2 separate regions of the Homo sapiens genome follow, and region 2 is linked to region 1. The links are chromatin contacts, found by Hi-C or POLR2A ChIA-PET in ENCODE. All regions are on one chromosome and are shown on one strand. The core of a region is the stretch at or near the end of the contact, and the rest is flanking DNA. Distances in the headings are between cores, read along the strand shown.

The links. A loop is a pair of places that touch in the nucleus more often than their neighbours do. ChIA-PET counts read pairs that join two places held with the same protein, here RNA polymerase II (POLR2A). Pooled maps may share reads with other maps.
Region 2: a loop to region 1 is called in a map of OCI-LY7, with 5 times the contacts of the local background. The contact joins two enhancer-like sites. A Hi-C loop is called at or near these places in 4 of 168 maps with a recorded cell type or tissue (B cell, OCI-LY7, endothelial cell of hepatic sinusoid and 1 more), 23 of 37 single-sample maps with no recorded cell type and 10 of 50 pooled maps. POLR2A ChIA-PET finds 5 or more read pairs at or near these places in 9 of 52 experiments (B cell, GM10248, H1 and 6 more).

Annotation. Positions count from the first base shown.
Region 1 is chr11:102,429,220-102,432,379 of GRCh38, forward strand. All of the region lies in intron 2 of TMEM123 (transmembrane protein 123), which reads right to left. Among named protein-coding and RNA genes, the nearest start is that of TMEM123, 22 kb to the right of the region's middle. RefSeq lists enhancers at 541-600, 681-830. Within about 2 kb of position 1,457, at least 6 of the 41 ENCODE cell types and tissues checked have a DNase peak (open chromatin) inside an H3K27ac peak, as active enhancers do; they include B cell and OCI-LY7, where a contact is called at or near this core.
Region 2 is chr11:102,473,043-102,476,202 of GRCh38, forward strand. The region is part of intron 1 of LOC124902740 (a long non-coding RNA gene); the gene reads left to right. The region is part of intron 1 of LOC102723838 (a long non-coding RNA gene); the gene reads left to right. Among named protein-coding and RNA genes, the nearest start is that of TMEM123-DT, 22 kb to the left of the region's middle. Within about 2 kb of position 1,454, at least 3 of the 41 ENCODE cell types and tissues checked have a DNase peak (open chromatin) inside an H3K27ac peak, as active enhancers do; they include B cell and OCI-LY7, where a contact is called at or near this core.

The sequences.
Region 1 (3,160 bases), core at 207-2,706:
TGTCCAACAAGTCCTTGTTTATCTAAGTTAGTTATAGAAAATTTCTACTGCTTGCAACCAAATGATTTTAACAATATGAAATTTAAATCTGGGATGATGTCTACTTTCTTCCTGCTCTTTTCTCTTCTTCATAATCACGCTTACGGTTCCTCTTCAGTTTTTTTCCTCCTTTACAACAGAATGCACTTTTCAACTCATGTCAGCAAAAACATTACATGAGACTACTGAAAGGCAAGTTTTGGCGTACAAAATGAAGTTTCTAAAATGAGACTTTCCTCTTTGAGAAGGTCTTTGGCACTCTGCTAACCTTTGACTCTTGCCTTGAGAAAACATTTCCTTACAATTAACAAACATAAAAGCATGAATGCCTGTGTGTGTGCTGCAATGTGACTCTACTTACACCAAACCAACAAGACTATTTTCAGTGCAAAAGTAAACTCCTGACAATCATAGCATTCTACCAAGCAAATGTTTGACATCTTATACATAGCATCTTGTACTGTAAACTATTATAGGCTTCAGATGTAGCCAGACTCACTGCAATCAAATCCAAACTCCCTGAGGGACTTCAGCAACACTGCTCCACCATCACTAAAGCCTCACAACACCGCTTTCCTGTGTCACTTTTATTACCCTCTTTTATGTCAGCAGAAGCACAGATGCTCCTGCCTTGCCAAAAGCCACAGGGCCTGAACAACCCGAGCATCTCCAGAAGCAGCCTGTGCGATGGGAGCACCACACAGCAGGAAGACTGGTGGCAAGCATGGCCCTTCGTAGGGGCAGAGGCCTCTCTGATCTTCCAAATTGCTCTGTCCATCCCCTTCCCCATGCCACCTCTCCCAGCCAGCATGAGTACCTTTTCTGGATGGGCTTCATCTTTATGGAAACAAAGAGGCAAAGAACAGAGTTGCCCGGGACCACAGAAGACAACTGTGGCAATTCTCCCCTGTTAAGTGAGAAGACCAGAGTGCAGGTGGTGATTTGTTTTGACCAAGGGGCTCCATCTCACAACTAAGGCTGGTATAGCAAGCAAAAAACTCAAAAACTGGTTTACTCCTCCCATAGCATTCGCATATCCTTTACTGTTTCAACAAAAACAGCACTGGGTGCTGGGAAGGTGGTGGTGAGTAAAATCAGCCTTCCCCCTGAAGGAGCTGACTTTCTAGTTGGGGAGGCAGAGTGAGATGAAGCATCACATTACATTACTATAAGCCAGTAAACCACAAACTCCTCTGAAGGCTGGTATCCCAGTTATAAGCCTAGAGGTCTAGGACTGGACCTGAGGAAACAAGCTTGAGCAATCTAAAGGCTGAAAGGGTAACTGGTAGCCAGAAAAAGGCAAAGATGAAAGGAAGAGCTCTTCAGGTAGTGAGAACAGAACATGCAAAGGTCTCATGGCAGAGAGGGCAGAGAAAGGAGGAACCAAAAAGGTAAGTGTGGCCACAGAGCTAGGAAAAACACGTTTATTTAGGTCCTGGTTTTGTGCCAGGTGCTTTACATGTTACCTCATTTAACCCATGAGATGGCTATACTCTCTTAGCCGCATGAGACAGCCATCTTTCTATAATCAGCTCTATTTCATAGCAGGAAGTGAGAAGGCAGAGATTAAGTAGCTTGCCCAAATTCAATTAACAGCAAAGCAATTTTTCTCTTTGTATCTTCCCCAAAATACAACATAATACACATACTGGGTGGGGATGACATGGGGGAGGGACCACTAAACTAGTGAACCAAATTCAATGTGGGGTGAAAAAAGTAGTCAAACCAATTCTTACTGAACAGTCAGGTAATAGACTAAAAAAGTCATCACTTTTCAACTAGTTGTTTTCATGTCATGAAGATATAACCATAATGAAATGTTTTGTAGGAGAGGGTCAGTTCCCATTTTAGGAAACTGTGCTTATGTCATTGGATTAAAAAAGAAAAACTAAAAATAGTCGGTGGGATACTTAAAAAAAAACTGTATTTATGGTGTACAACATGATATTTTGATATATGTACACAATGTGGAATCGCTAAATAAATATAGGCATTACCTCACATACTTATCTTTGTAAACTGACAAATTACAGCTGTATAAATTTATAGGTATAAAGTGATGTTATGATTTATGAATACATGTAGAATAATTTAATCATGCTAATTAACATATCCATCACCTCAAATACTTATTTTTGTGGTGAGAACATTGAAATTTTACTCAGCGATTTTGGAAGGTACCATACACGATAAACTATATTCACTATGCTGTGCAATAGAACTAGAAAAAAGAAAGTTTTCCTCTTCTCTGAGGCTCTGTATCCTTTAACCATCATCTCCCCTTTTTCCCCACCCTGCAGCTTCTGGGAACCACCATTCTACTCTCTGCAGTTCCATCCATGTTGTCTCAAATGACAGAATTTGCACATTTGCTTTTTTAAAGCTGAATAGTATTCCATTGTGTGTATATGTATCACATGTGCTTTATCCATTCATCTGCTGATAAACAGTTAGGTTGATTCTACAACTTGGTGATATGGGCTGGCTGTGTCCCCACCCAAATCTCATCTTGAATTGTAATCCCCATGTGTCATGGCAGTGACCCGGTGGTAGGTAACTGAATCATGGGGGCAGTTTCCCCCATGCTGTTCCCATGATAGTGAGTGAGTTCTCAGGAGATCTGATGGTTTTTTAAGCGTCTGGCATCTCCCTGCTGGCACTTTCTCTCTCCTGCCACCCTGTGAAGAGGCGCCTTCTGCCATGATTGTGAGTTTCCTGAAGCCTTCCCTAGCCATGTGGAACTGAGTCAATTAAACCTCTTTTCTTTATAAATTAATCCATCTTGGGTATTTCTTCAAAGCAGTGTAAGAACAGATTAATCTAGTACATTGGTACTGGGAGTGGGGTGCTACTCTAAGGATAGCTGAAAATGTGGAAGCGACTTTGGCACTGGTTAACAGGCAGAGGTTTAAACAGTTTGGAGGACTTAGAAGAAGACAGGGAAATGTGGGAAAGTTTGGAACTTCCTAGAGACTTGGAGGGCTCAGAAGACAAAAAGATGTGGGAAAGTTTGGAACTTCCTAGAGACTTGTTGAACGGCTTTGACCAAAATGCTGATAGTGATATGGACAATGAAGTCCAGGCTGAGGTGGTCTCAGATGCAGATTTGAGGAACCTGTTG
Region 2 (3,160 bases), core at 204-2,703, 44 kb after region 1:
TTACTCAAATCAGTCCCTCGGAGCACTGGGGGAGCAGAGTTTTTAAGGATAATTTGGTGGATGGGGGGAAGCCAGTGAGCCAGGAGTGCTGATTGGTCAGAGATGGAAAATAATAGGGAGTCGAAGCCATCTTCTTGTACTAAGTCCATTCCTGGGTGGGGACCACAAGATCAGATGAGCCAGTTTATTGATCTGGGTGGTGCCAGCTGATCCATCAAGTGCAGGGTCTGCAAAACATCTCAAGCACGGATCTTAGGAGCAGTTTAGGGAGGGTCAGAATGTTGTAGCCTCCAGCTGCATGACTCCTAAACCATAATTTATAATCTTGTGGCTAATATTAGTCCTACAAAGGCAGTCTAGTCCCCAGGCAAGAAGGAGGTCCGCTTTAGGAAAGGGCTGTTACTGTCTTTGTTTAAACTATAAACTATAAACTAAGTTTCTCTCATAGTTAGTTCAGTCCATGCCCAGGAATGAACAAGGACGGTTTGGAGGTTAGAAGCAAGATGGAGTCTGTTAAGTTAGATCTCTTTCACTGGCTCAGTCATAATTTTGCAAAGGCGGTTTCAAGATCAAGTGCAGGGTTTGACCTTTTGACTTGCTTTTATATGTTGGCATACTTCCAGGGCCTTGCATTACTTCTGCCCTGATTCTTACCTTGGGGCGTGCTCTCCACATGCGCAGTGCCCTGCCAGTGCTTGGGAGAGGCTGCATACACAGTGTGTTTACTGGAGTTGCACGCATGCTCACTTAAGTCGTTCTTCCCTTACCAGTAGAGTGTTCCTAGAGGAAGGTCCTATAGCAGTTAAGCTCCACCATTTTGCCTCTTAGTTCACATGCTTGGACCCATTTGCTCAGTTCCTAAGATCTTATTGGAAAGTTGCTGATCACCAGTTTCAGATTTTTTTCTACCTATTGGGGAACTGCCTTTCCCCTGGCACTGGCTGTGACCAATTATCATTTTAGAGAGATGGTTAACAACCACCTGACCATCACCTGATGGTTGCCTGATATTCCCGGTGGTGTTGGGGGTGGGGGGTCCTCTGCTGCCCTGCTCATGTCTGACTAGTTACCTACTGTAACAAGCCCATTAGGTGGTTACGTTTATAGCAAGGCAGATTGCACATCCTGGGACATCTTAGTAGAAGCGAGTGAGAAAGGCTTATTTTAGGATTTGGGCTTGTATTAGGTGATACTGAGAAGTGGAGCTTTGCCAGGATTGGTTGCTATCAAGGGAGTAGAGGCAATTTTATGACTGGGTATTTTAACAAATCTTATTGAAGGGGGCAGGAATAAACTGAGTCTAAAACTTTAATTGGCAGAGGCAAGATCCTCTCATATTAGCTAGGATGGGGGATATTTTGGTTATTTTTGTGGTTTGGACATGTTTGTTTTTCTGTTCAGACATCGTGATGGAGTGCTCTTGTTTTTGTCATGATCACAGAGTGCTCTGGTCTGACGTTAATGTTCAGTGAAACTGTTTATGTTCCACACCAAGGCCTAAATATGAGTGCCAGGCCAGCTTTCAGTTGTCAGGGGCTGCTTTTTCCTTTCTTATCTCTATGGGGTGATATAGTTCCTGTAAGGGTAAAAACTTTGGAAGGATAAAGGAACAAAATGTGGTGGATTGCTATAGAGGACTAGCATTGATCCTCAAACTTTGACATGCATCAGAATCTCCTGGCAGACCTATGAAAATATGGGGGCTGCCCCCTCCGCCAGAGTTTCTGATTCAGTAGGTCTAATGTGAGACTTGAAAATTTGCATTTCTAACCAGTCCTCAGGTGTTGTCTATGCTACCAGACCACACTTTGAAAACCACTGAAGTAGATGGAAGTATCAAAAGTGAGGATGATTACAGTGTAAGAAAACTGACCCAATAGGGTTATCTGCAATTCTCAAGATAAAAATCTAGAGTGGGCCAGCTGCAGTGGCTCATGCCTGTAATCCTAACACACTGGGAGGCCGAAGCGGGTGGATCATCTGAGGTCAGGAGTTCGAGACCAGCCTGGCCAACATGGTGAAACCCTATCCCTACTAAAACCACAAAAATTAGCCGGGCATGGTGGCGCATGCCTGTAATCCCAGCTACTCGGGAGGCTGAGGCAGGAGAATTGCTTGAACCCAGGAGGCGGAGGTTGCAGTGAGCCGAGATTGCACCACTGCACTCCAGCCTGGGCCACAAGAGTGAGACTCCATCTCAAAAAAAAAAAAAAAAATCTAGAGTGGTCTCTATGTGACTCTCTAATGCAATTCTAACACTGTATGATTGTGCATTTTCCTATTTTAAATTACCAGTCTTTCAGAGGGAAGAGTATATAAGAAGATTCTTCCCAAAATAATTTGTGCAAATTGTTGACAGCCGAAGTTTGTAATGCACATAAAAGTAAAACTTTTATGTGTTTATTGTTCATTTTCCAGGAAGTTCTCAATTACAAATAGGCAGATTTATTTTAGGGAAACAGATTAGTAAAACCAGTTTTTCACTAGATTATTTACAAATTGTCTCACTATACGTTATACATATTACATGCAAAGGAGGCCTTATGATCCTTTTTTAACTATTCTCTCATCAATATTAAGATAGAATTCTTTAAAAGGAATGTAACTGCTCACCCTTTTGAAGTGTTTAAATGTCTTCACTAAAAATTTGACATTTTCTACTTGATTTGGTTTACTTTTTCCTGAAAAAAGTGAACACAGTGAAAGGAAGTGATAAATAGGGATGCAAATGGGTTATCCTTTCTTGTTCTAAAAAATTAGTCTTAAGTTTATTTTTCTCTCTATAGGAGATAAAAGATGTATGACATGGACCACTTATGGTTTAAGCTGAATTGCCTCTGTCTTATAATTTTTACTGAGATTCAGTTTATGTTTGACCTAAAAAATTTAAGTATCATACAAAGAGTTTATATAAGAACTTAATATAATTTTCTATAGCTCTTTTAACAAGTTGTAAACTATTTTATTAACCCTTTCTTTAAAAGGCTACCAAGAAGCTGATAATTCATGAGAAACAGATAAAATGACTATAAATTATTCCTCTCAAATAGGACATTTGGCCCTCTTTCTAAAATAATTTCATCATCTCTTTAGAGAGAATAAATAGTCTTTGGCAGGGAGCTAGATCTTGCAGATCTAACAGGGGGTTTTCCGTGTTGCA